Regions from separate parts of the Homo sapiens genome. Here region 2 is linked to region 1. A link is an interaction called in ENCODE POLR2A ChIA-PET data of the cell type or tissue named here. Cell type or tissue: HepG2. All regions are shown on one strand. Each heading gives the region's core, and the rest is flanking DNA. Links, peaks and the distances in the headings are about the cores only. Region 1 holds the start of LOC124905084 (a long non-coding RNA gene). Region 2 has its middle 120 kb from the start of SERPIND1.

Region 1 (5,366 bases), core at 367-5,366:
CCACCAGAGCAGAAAGAGGGCCCGCCAGGATGTGGCTCCGCTCCTCCCTCCCTGCTTCAGCAGAGGCTCCAGCGAGGGCACCAGTGCCTGCAGCCTCATCTCCCTCCCCGCTCCCTGGTGCTGCCTTACCTAGGTGCTAAGTATTCCATCACCAGGCATCTGTTATGTCAGGATCCCCCTTCCCCATGTCTTCTTGAGCCTCTCCCCAGTCCCTGATGCCCACAGGATCATGACACTGACCATGCTCATCCATGGCCAGGGGCTCCCAGAGTTCACCCCTGTACCCCTGGGGCCCAGGTCCTGCCTGGCACCATGGGCGTCTTGTAGTCAGATGGGAGGATGAGGCTGATGTGCTGGGTGGGCTCTGCCTAGGGAACAGGCAGGGTCATTCCTGCCCTCACATGCCCACAGCAAAGGTGTGGTGGAAAGCGGGACCTGTGGGGCAGGGCCCAGTCAGCCAGTGGCGAGCCAGGACTCTCGGGGTTCAGCAGGGGGTAGTGGACAGCCCAAGCTGCTTCTCTTAGAATGGCTGTGGCTTCACAAGTGATGAGAAGAGCATGCGCTTGATTTCAGATCCCCATTACAAGCTCATAATGAATGAGTCACAGGAGAAAGGTGAGACTTGGGCCCTTTCGTGCCTGATGGGAAGCTCCTGCCACCCCGGGGAGCCCCTCCAGACTGTCCTTGCCCACCTGGCTGCACTGGCCTCTGTATGCCAACCCAGTGAGGACAGGTTCTGAGGGACCTGGACAGATGCTGCTGCCCCTAGCCATGGCTGGACGATGTTATACAGCCAAGCACAGCACGTGCTGCTCTCAGGAAGCCCAAGGGCTGTGGTCAGTGCAGTGGTGATGGTGGGCACAGGGTGCTTCCCAGACCTTCCCTCCTCCAAGCAGAGCTCCTGAAATGGGAGGGGACTCTGGGACAGCCCCTACCCTGCTGGGTCTTTGCCTCAGATTGCTGCTGTGGCTGGGCCTAGGATCTCCAGCCTTGTGGCTCTGATTCCTGATACGCTGGGAGAAGGGCTCCGGGCACACCCCATCCAGGGATTCCTTCCTGCCATCTCAGCAACAACTGTGGGGATGGGGGTGGGGGGAGTAACCAGAGTCCTGCTTCCCTGCCACTTGTCCAAGGCACTTCCCCATCCCAATGGTGGCCCCCACCCAGCCCAGGATTCTGGTTGAGTTCTTGAGCTCACTCTATTACCTTTGGGGCCGGGGCTGACATCAGGAGGACATCTGACTGGTGAATGGGACCAGCCTGGGAACATCCCAGCTGGGGCATTGTCCAGGGCTCTCCCTTCTAGGGAGACACAGAGAATGGGATTGAGTGAAGGCCCTTCCCTAGCTGCGGTGGCAACTCCAGTGAGCTGTTCTGGGCAAAGTGTGGCCCTGCAGTGCTGGGGACCCTGACAGGACACGGGAAGAGGCCATGCTCTCCCTCCGGACCTGCTGCTCCATGGGTCCCAAGCCCTCCCGCTTTCTGGATGGCCCCTCAGGAAACAACCTTTCCGGGGCCTCTGCTCCCTTGGGCGCGCGGTGGGTCTGGGGCTGCCTCAGTGGAGTGTGGGTAGAGCAGGGAGGACACAGGCCTGCAGGCAGACGGAGGGCTTCTCCCTCAGGCAGGTGTGCGGGTGGCAACTTCCAGCCTGTCAACTCCACCTCGAATTAAATGGTGTCAGGTGAGCAGGCTGGTGTCCTCCATGTGCTCACAGGGGCAAGTGCCCCACAGGGACCCCAGCCTGGGTGGTCACTAGAGGTGCTGACCAGGGAGCTGAAAGTCCTCTGCTGGGCCAACCTCAAGGATTTGGGGGTGAACGGGCAGCTGAAGGGAGCCCTGTAAGCTGAAACCACCAGGAGGGGCCTAGGGTGGGGTGGGCAGGACTGGGGGCCAGTCACAGGGGCTGTCAACGCAGGGCAGCAAGGCCTCATGGCAGGCACCCCAAGCCAGCACAGCAAGCGGTCAGAAGGGGCCTCCTTGGGTGGCCTTCTAGGGGGAAGGACGTACACTGGCTGCCTGGCAGAGGCCCTGCTTGGCCCACGTCCCCCTCCACAAGCAGACAGGATACAGGAGGGATGGCACTGCCCACGGAGCCCTGGGCTCATGGCATCTTCTGCAGAGTGAGCGGGGAGTGGCTCGAGACCAGGCATCTTCCTTGGCCCCAACCCTGGCCCCTATTGTTCCTGTGATGAGCCCAGGCGTGCCATGGGCGTTGTCCTTGCAGAGGAAACCCATGCAGGCTTAGTCCCAGGCCTCGCATGCAGTTTTATTTTACCCAAAACAGAGCCAGCTTCCACTATATTGACTGTTCTAGAATGTTCACAGGCACCACCCATGGGCTTCATCCTCAGAACCTCATTTATTCCTCCTAGAACCCTCCAAGGCAGGCTTCCCTTTACAGAGGAGGCAACTGAGGCAGGGGCTTCTTGGGCACACACAGCTGATCCTGAAAGACTTGGGCAGCGGCTGTTGGTGCCTGCAGTGACTGGCCCTGTCGGGTCTGACCTGCAGCCAACTCTCAAGGAAAGGACAGGCCCCAGCCGGTTCCTTCAAGAAACAAGACTCTAAAGCACTGGGGTACTCTAAGGTACCCCAGAAGGCAGACCTTGAGGAGGAGCCACTGCTTCACAACAGCAAGCTGGACAAAGTTCCTGGGGTGCAAGGGCAGTCCAAGTAAGGTTTGCCTGCACCCTAAGGGCCCCAGGACCACATTTACTAGGCTCCCACACTGCAGTCAGCAAACTGCTGTGTCCCTTGCTCTAGGATCCTGTCTCCAGGGCTCATGAAAGCAGACAATGGCCACGCTCTGTCCACACTCTGTCCATTGGGTGGGCGCTGTCTTCCTCCCCTCCCCTGGAGTCCTGCAGATTACCTGTGCTGACCTGAGCCCACAAGAGGGGGCAGCAACAGCCCCTAAACCACTTTCTCAGAGAAAAGAAAACAAAGTAATCTTTTTACCAAGAAAAGTGAGTTGTGTTCCTGGGCCTGATTAGAATGGAGCTGGTCAGTGCCTGCTGCCCCTGGCCACAGCCTGCCTTTGGAGGGGACTAGGAGAGCAGGACCAGGCTCTGGTACTCCCCGAGTTGCCGGGCTGCCCTGAGACATTGCAGAGTGCACATTTTGAGCGGTGCAACCAGCAGGACAGGCTCCTGCATCTCTGCACGTCCCCTGAGACCAGCCCTGAAGCAAGAAGCCCCACTGGGTATAGGGTCCTGACTAAGGGCAGCCTGGCAGCTAGCTGGTCACCCACTGAAGCACATCTGACCCTCAGGGCACCTTCAGAGGGGAGGAAGGGACAGACCCCAGTCCGAGACCCCCATCTGGCACCCAGAGCACTCTGGTCAGTGGGAGAAGGGAGCCAGGCCCTGTTCCCCACACTGGCCTGGGCACTGCCTGGGGGAAGTATGCTGCCTGGATGCTCAGACCCACCTGGGCAGGTCATTTCTGGCTACTGTAATGACTTTCAGAGACAGGGAAGCAGAGGCCTCTAACGCCAGGGCTTTCTGTTGGGTGGGCAGCCAGCACAGGGACAGGCAGATGATGGCACTCCCCGATGATCCTGTCCCCACACCTGCGAAAGCCCACCACACTTCAGCAGTGTAAGTGGTCATCCACCAGCTGTGGAATACCAACCTTCTGCAGGCCCAAGAGGTGAGGCCCTGGGTGGTGGGGATGGCCCTGGGCAGCCTGGTGCCACCGCAGGCCCCACCACACCCCTGCCCCTGCCTTTCAGCTGCAGCACCTCAAGTCCCTCCTGGAAGGGAGGCAGAGGCCCCAGGCAGCCCCAAGGCTGACAGCATCCTGACAGGACAGCGAGCCCAGATTCATGGAGAAGGGGACACAGTGATGAACAACTGACAAACACAGGAATAATAAATTTATTATAATCACAGATGGTGGGGTAGTGCACATAAAAAGGGGGGACCTCTTCTCACCAGAGGGTGCTGGCCGGTGCCCAGAGTGGCAGGCAACATAGGGAGGCGCTCCCTGCATGGCCCGGCCCGCTGCCAGGCCCGCTGTCTCTGGGTGCTCAGTGTGTGGTGCTCTGAGGACACGGGTCCTGAGGGCCTTGCTCTTCATCCTTCACAGTGGGGACACGGCCCTCATGCCAGCGGCACAGGGGTGCCGGCAGCAGGATCCCTGACGCCCCTGCTCCCTGGGTGCCCCACGGTGCTCAGCAGGAATGCCGTGAGGGCTGAGGCCCAGCTGGTGGCGGGGAGCCAGCAGCACCTATGGGCCAGCCCTCCCTCCAAAAGGCAGCCTGTGCCCTGGACTTGCAGGCTTCCTCGGGGGGTGCTCCACCTGCCCAAAGCAGCATAGCCTGAACCCAAAACTGTGACCAGAGAATCCCATGTGTGTTTTAAGGGTTTCCTATGTCCTCTGTGTTCTATAGGAACGAGTAGGGGTGCGTCTAGCACACACGAGACGCTCTAACAACACCCTGAGTGCACCCTCACGCTGCTGAGATGGACCTGGACCGTGGACAGGCCACGGTGAGAGCAGCCTGAGGATCGCATCTGGCTCCTGGGAGGAAGTCACATGGAGGGCCTTCTCTAAGAAGTCGGCCAACGCCCCCCAAGCAACCCGCTCCACTGCGCCTATCCCAGTTCTGTACAGGTGTGGGATTTCGTTTGGCAGGTCCCCAAGGCAGAAGATAAAAGCAGGAAAGCTAACCTAACCCCAGGCTCTCTAAGGAAGCCAACACCTAGAAGTGTCTGACAGGAGGCGTGTGTCCTTGGCCCCGATGAGGCTGCGGGCCATCCCTGCAGTCTTGGCTAGGCGGCTGAGAGGCAGGCCTGGTGGACGCTCTGGGCCCAGGTGTTGAGCAAGGCGGTGACCGAGTGCTTGTCCGGGAGCTGCAGCAGCCTGGAGGTCATGCAGCGGTGCACCGACTGGAGGAAGGGGTTGGCGTCTGCAACAGAGCAGTGGGCGTGAACCTAAGGCGGCCGGCGCTGCGCTCGCTCCTGGCACACCCGGCAGTGCTCTGGGAAGGGGTAGCCCCAGGCGCGGGCCGAAGCACCAGGAGGTGATGTGTCCTGCACGCTGCCCGGCCTTTGGGCTCTCCTCCCAGAGCCTCATCGTCAGTGAGAACCAAATCTGAACAGGATCTAGGGCTCTGCCTCTAACAACCTTGGGGACCCAGCCTGGCTCTACTGTGTGCCAGCTCTGCTGTGTGCCAGCTCTGCTGTGTGCCAGCTCTGGGCTCAGAGACTGCCCCCTGCCACCGTGGTTCTCTCTGGAGCCACAGCACCCAGATTGGGCCCTGTGTGCCCAAGCTACCAGTGGAACCTGGCAGCCCTGCCAAGGTAGTGGCCTCTGGGAAGCTAGTGGCCTCTGGGAAGAGCGGGGACTGTCCCTGAGCCATG
Region 2 (5,366 bases), core at 126-5,125, 68 kb before region 1:
GAGGCATCACACTGATTTCAAAATATACTACAAATCTATAGTAACCAAAACAGCATGGTACTGGCAAGAAAAGGGGGGGGGGCGGGGAGAGACAGAGAGACAGACATAGACAAATGACAGACAGACACACATAGACAAATGAAACAGAATAGAGAACTGAGAAATAAATTCACACATTTACAGTCAACTCAATTTTAACAAAGGCACCAAGAACACACATTCAGGAAGGACAATCTCTTCAATAAACTGTGCTAGGAAAACCCAACACCCACAGGTAGAAGAATAAATCTAGACTGTTATCTTACCATGTAAGAAAATCAACTCAAAATAAAGATTTAAATATAGGATCTGAAACTATGAAACTACTAGAGAAAAAAACATAGGAAAAATACTTTAGGAAATTGGTTAGGACAAGGAATTTTCAAATAGACATCAAAAGCACAAGCAGAAAAAGCAAAAATAGACAAATGGAATTACATTAAACTTCAAAACTTCTGCAAAGCAGAGGATGCAATCCATAGAATGAAGAAATAATCCAGAGAATGGAAGTATTTGCAAACTATGCATCAGGCGAGGGGTTAATACACAAAATATATAAAGAAGACAAGAACTACTCAAAAACAAAAATGCAAATAATCTGATTTAAAAATCAGAAAAAGATCTACCCAAAAGCTTTCTCCCCCATCATTATTTCCCTGCCTTCTTTTCCTGACCGCCTTCGGACCCCTCCCTCTCGCCATCCTTTTTCTTCCTCCATCTACCCCAAAACTTCTTCCCCATCATTTTTTCCCCACCGTCTTTTCACAACACCTTCTCTACTCTCCCACTCACCACTCTTTTCCCCATCTACCCAAAAACTTCCCCACAGTTTTTACCCACCCTCTTTTTCCCCCTTCCGCTCTCATTAGCCTTTTGCTCCTCCATCATCCCAAAAACATTTCCCTCCATCTTTTCCCAAAGCCTTTTTCCTACTCCTGCTACTCACCACCCTCTTTGCCCCCTCCATCTACCCAAAAACTGTTTCCCCATCGTCTTTTTTCCCCTCCTTGCTACGCTCTTTTCCATCTATCCAAAAACGTTTCCCCACTGTCTTTTCATAAAGCCTTCTCCCCACTTCGGCTCGCCACCCTCTTCCCCCCTCCATCTACCCCCCAAATTTTTCCCCACTGTCTTTTCACAAAGCCCTTCCTCCTTCCCGCTCGCCCTCTTCTTTCCCCTAGCCTGCTTGCCACCCTCTTTTTGCCCTCCATCTACCCCAAAACTATTTTCCCCATCATCTTTTTCCCAATCCTCTTCCCTACCTCCCTCTCGCCACCCTCTCTTCTCCTCCCACTTGCCACTTTTTCCCCTCCATCTGCCCAAAAGCTTTTTACCCACGTTTTTTGTTTCTGCACCATCTTTCTTTTCTGTCTTCCTTCTTTTCGCAGAACCTTCTCTCCCTCCCTCTCACCACCCCTTTTCCTTCTCCCGCTTGTCACCCTCTTTTCCCCCTCCATCTACCCAAAAACATTTTCCTCCATGGTCTTTTTGGAAAACCTTGTCTCCCTCGCTCACCACTCTTGCCCCCTCCTACTCACCACCCTCTTTTCCCCCTCCATCTACCCAAAAACCTTTTTCTTGTCTTTCCCCCCTCACCATCTTTTCACAAAGCCTTCTCCCCGCTCCTGCTCAACAACCTCTTTTCCCCACTCCCGCCCCTCTCCCACACGCCACCCTCTTTTCACCCTCCATCTGCCCCCCAAAACTATTTTTCCGTCGTTTTCCCAACCCTCCTTCCCCCCTCCTGCTTGTCACCCTCTTTTCCCCCTCCATCTACCCAAAAACTTTTCCCCCACTCTTTTCCCCACCATCTTTTATGGCTCCTGCTTGCCACCCTCTTTTCCCCTTCTATCTACCCAAAAACTTTTCTCCCCACTCTCTTTTCGCAAAACTTCCTCTCCCTCTTGCTCGCCCCCGTGTTTTCCCCCCTTTACTACTCTCTCTGTACTCCTTCCACCTGCCACTCTCTTTTCTCCCTCCATTTACCCAAAAACTATTTTCTCCTTCTTAATGCTCAGGCGGGGCTGCAGTCTTCATTACAGCCACCAATCGCAGAGAGGCCAGCCGAGGTGCCAAGAGCTCCAGCCTCCAGCTTGGGACAGGGGTCTTCCCCTTCTCTTCCTCCTTTAAGCCGGGCACTGAGCAGCTCCTGCACTGTGGGCCACCCTCCTACTACTCCGGTGGCTCTTCAGTCTCCGTGGCAGCAACCACCAACCACAGCAGTGAGGTGAGCCGTGGTGCCTTAGGCCAGAGTGAGGGAGGTGTCTTTCCTTTCGCCTCTTCCTCCTCTAAGCCGGGCAAGAGCCGCTGAGGAGGCAAACACTAAAGAATCTGCAATGGCCTGACGTCCCCTCAGCATACTTTATATAGGGAAGTTACACCACTGGGTCCTGAACTACATGTTCTGATTGGATGGGAGAAAAACCTCTAGGCCTACTCTGATTGGACTTTATTATCATGTTCTGATTGGATGAGAGCAATTCTTAAGGCAACCAATCAGAACATGACAATAAAGTCCAATCAGAGTAGGCCTAGACGTTTTCTCTCATCCAATCAGAATATGTAGTCCAGGCACTCAGTTGCAAAACCTCCCTATATAAAGCCGGCTGAGGGGGCAAGGAATCAGGCCATTACCGGGCTCTCCTGTGTCTGCATACCCTGATGTTCGGTGCCCAGCTTAGAGAAGGAGAAGGGTAAGACGCCTGCTGGATGCGGTAGGCTTGAGCGTGTGGCAACGTGTTTCGCTTAGCTGAGGTTGGTGGTGGCCATGGAGACTGCAGCGGGGAGAGCGGTAGGAGGGCAGCCCACAGTGGGAGTATGGCCAGAGTGGTAGAAAAGGAAGCAGGGTAGGTGTGGTATCTGGGTCTGCACTGCTCTCCACGGGGGCACGTTGGGCATGCTATCCCAGGTTGCATTGCCTGGGCGGGTTCCGTACAGTATGCATGGTGCCTCCATTTATCCATCTTTACAAGGGGAACAGTACTAAGGTTTTCTTTTTCTTCTCAGTTGACTGAATTATTTCCCTAGTCTGTCTTCTTGCCACTCTTGATGCTCATATGAGAGGACCTAAGGTAATTCCTGACAACCTGGGACTCCTTAGGAAAAACAGAAGGTGCCATAGACTCCATTTTAGGAGAAACGTCTGTTTTCCTTATGGAACTTCAAGAAGTGTAAGCAGACAGGTCCCTCTCAAAATCTAAGGCTCTACTCTGTTTTGCCTTGCTTTATCTGACCTTTTTGATTTGGGTGGGCATCAGAAATTAGTAGGGGAGAGAGATCTAAAAAAAGTTGTGGAAACTGGGCATGGTGGCTCATGCCTGTAATTCCAGCACTTTGGGAGGCCGAGGCAGGCGGATCACCTGAGGTCAGGAGTTCGAGACCAGCCTGTCCAACATGGAGAAACCCCGTCTCTACTAAAAATAGAAAATTAGCCAGGTGTTGTGGCACATGCCTGTAATCCCAGCTACTTGGGAGGCTGCGGCAGGAGAATTGCTTGAACCCGGGAGGCAGAGGTTGTGGTGAGCACAGATCACACCATTGCACTCCAGCCTGGGCAACAAGAGCAAAACCCCATCTCCAAAAAAAAAAAAAAAAAAAAGAAGAAAAGAAAAAGTTGTGGATATGAAGATATATTTATGTAAGATAGGTTATGAAGGAAAGAAATTTTATGTGAGAGAGCATCTTGTATGGCAAATTCTTGTCCTAAAGTAGAATGACTAGGAAAGAGCAAAATATAGGACAAGTCAGAAAGTCATAAGATGGGAAAGAAAAACTTACAACTGCTAGATCTTCTCCTGTCTAGAAGTGTTGTGTGTGTGATGCTTATATGAAGGTACTCTAATTAATTGGATTAAGAGAAAATGAAACCTCTTAAATATGTTGTCAGAAGAATAGACACTCTCATGCCTTTTATTTCACATGACTTCAGTAATCTTTGGGAAATACAGTTTTAAAATTATTGGTAAAAAAGTCTTTAAAATTTAGACATTTGTTCTAAATTAAGTCAGAGGTTAAATTGGCTAAGTGCTTTAATGTCATAAACTGCTTCTTTGACTTTGGAAAATTATCTAGTTTACCTGGTTTGGAGCCATTCATTAGATTTCTAGGTGAGGCCTGGGAACAGGTGGAGTGAGCCATGTCTCCTAGCTATGCTGGAAAGAGACTTTATCTGCAGTTCTGTCTTGTATCCTAGACTCTGCACCTGGTAGGTAATTAAAACTGCTTACACTGAAAAGAAACAGTACGTGGTTTTGATTTTTAAAAGGCATGGGAATATGGTTTTTTTTTAATTGTTTTGTCTAATTTAGAAAATTTAAATGACCTCAAGGTCACCTCAGGCCTCATCCCTCTATCCCCCCTTGCGATACCAGATCCAGAAGAGGCATTTGCATGGCAGCCACCCAGAGCTTCCACCTCCAAAGCTGGCAAGGGCAGGATGGTAACTGGGAGGGAAAGGGGGCAGGTGCTGGTTCAAGGAGTCTAAATCGCAAGTGCTGAGCAAACAGAAGACATTCCTGCAACTTTACCTGCAGCGCACGAGGTGACCCAGCAGTTCAACAAACTGCTAAGGACCTGAAAATAGCACTTGAGCCTGGGCCACTTGCTGGGCCTGCAGCCACTCCAGGGTCAGGCCCTGAGTCCTGGCACTCTGGATGCACCCCACCGTGCTGGGGAGAGATGCTGGGCTGGGAGGGGCCTGGAGCCTTGCCTGGGGTATCACTTTTGCAAATTCATTTTGTTCAGCAGTGTAGGATGGCCGCTCAGGCCCAGGCCCTGGCCTGGGTTGGCATTAGTGCAGCTGTGCTGGAGCGGGTACAGAGCTTTGGGAGTTCTCTGTTTCTGGGCACGCTTTGGCTTGTACAGCTTGGCCGCCTTCTTGTTCTGGGTGATCCTGAGCTTGGTCTACTTGAAGGATTCCAGGTGCTTCCTCATAGACCTGTGGAAGATATCTCGGTCCTGCTTCTTGTCCTCAGCTGGTGTGGCTGTAGCGATGCATATACTCCTTCCCCAGCTTGCACAGGTATTGCTGCAGCATGTGGTGCATGACCGTGTCCTCCCCGTACCGAATGCTCTGCCATGCTGCTCCAGGGACTGAATGTCTAGACAGACGGTGCTGATGTTCTCCCTCAGGTGGTAGGAGACAGAGGCCACCATGGTGGACGATCGTGGTGTGAAGTCCACGTTTACCACGTTATCAGTACTTGGGGAGCCGATGAAGGCCAGGGATCTCAGGCACTCTCCTTTGGTCACTTAGCTGATGGCATCCTTCAGGTTCAGTGCATGGAAGACATTGAGGATCCCTTCTGGAGACTTCTGGGCCAGCCTTC

Evidence for each region. ChIA-PET counts read pairs that join two places held together with the same protein. Peaks named below come from ENCODE experiments on the same cell type or tissue, not always from the same donor. Only the 100,000 strongest peaks of a DNase experiment are listed, where the experiment ranks them.
Region 2: POLR2A ChIA-PET joins it to region 1 with 7 read pairs; 4 of 35 experiments call an interaction of 5 or more read pairs at or near these places.

Annotation. Positions count from the first base shown.
Region 1 is chr22:20,586,114-20,591,479 of GRCh38, reverse strand. MED15 (mediator complex subunit 15) reads right to left here. Exons shown (of 18, transcript NM_001003891.3): 18 at 3,861-4,912. The coding sequence ends at 4,776. LOC124905084 (a long non-coding RNA gene) reads left to right here and starts at 2,586. Exons shown (of 3, transcript XR_007068013.1): 1 at 2,586-2,673; 2 at 3,519-3,651; 3 at 3,734-3,892. It also overlaps the pseudogene CCDC74BP1. In HepG2, for the core only: a CTCF peak has its summit at 2,885; no DNase peak of the experiment used is centred there.
Region 2 is chr22:20,654,230-20,659,595 of GRCh38, reverse strand. It overlaps the pseudogene SLC9A3P2. Among named protein-coding and RNA genes, the nearest start is that of SERPIND1, 120 kb to the left of the region's middle. RefSeq lists enhancers at 4,202-4,830, 4,831-5,366. In HepG2, for the core only: no CTCF peak of the experiment used is centred there; a DNase peak (open chromatin) is centred at 2,495; H3K27me3 peaks cover 793 bases.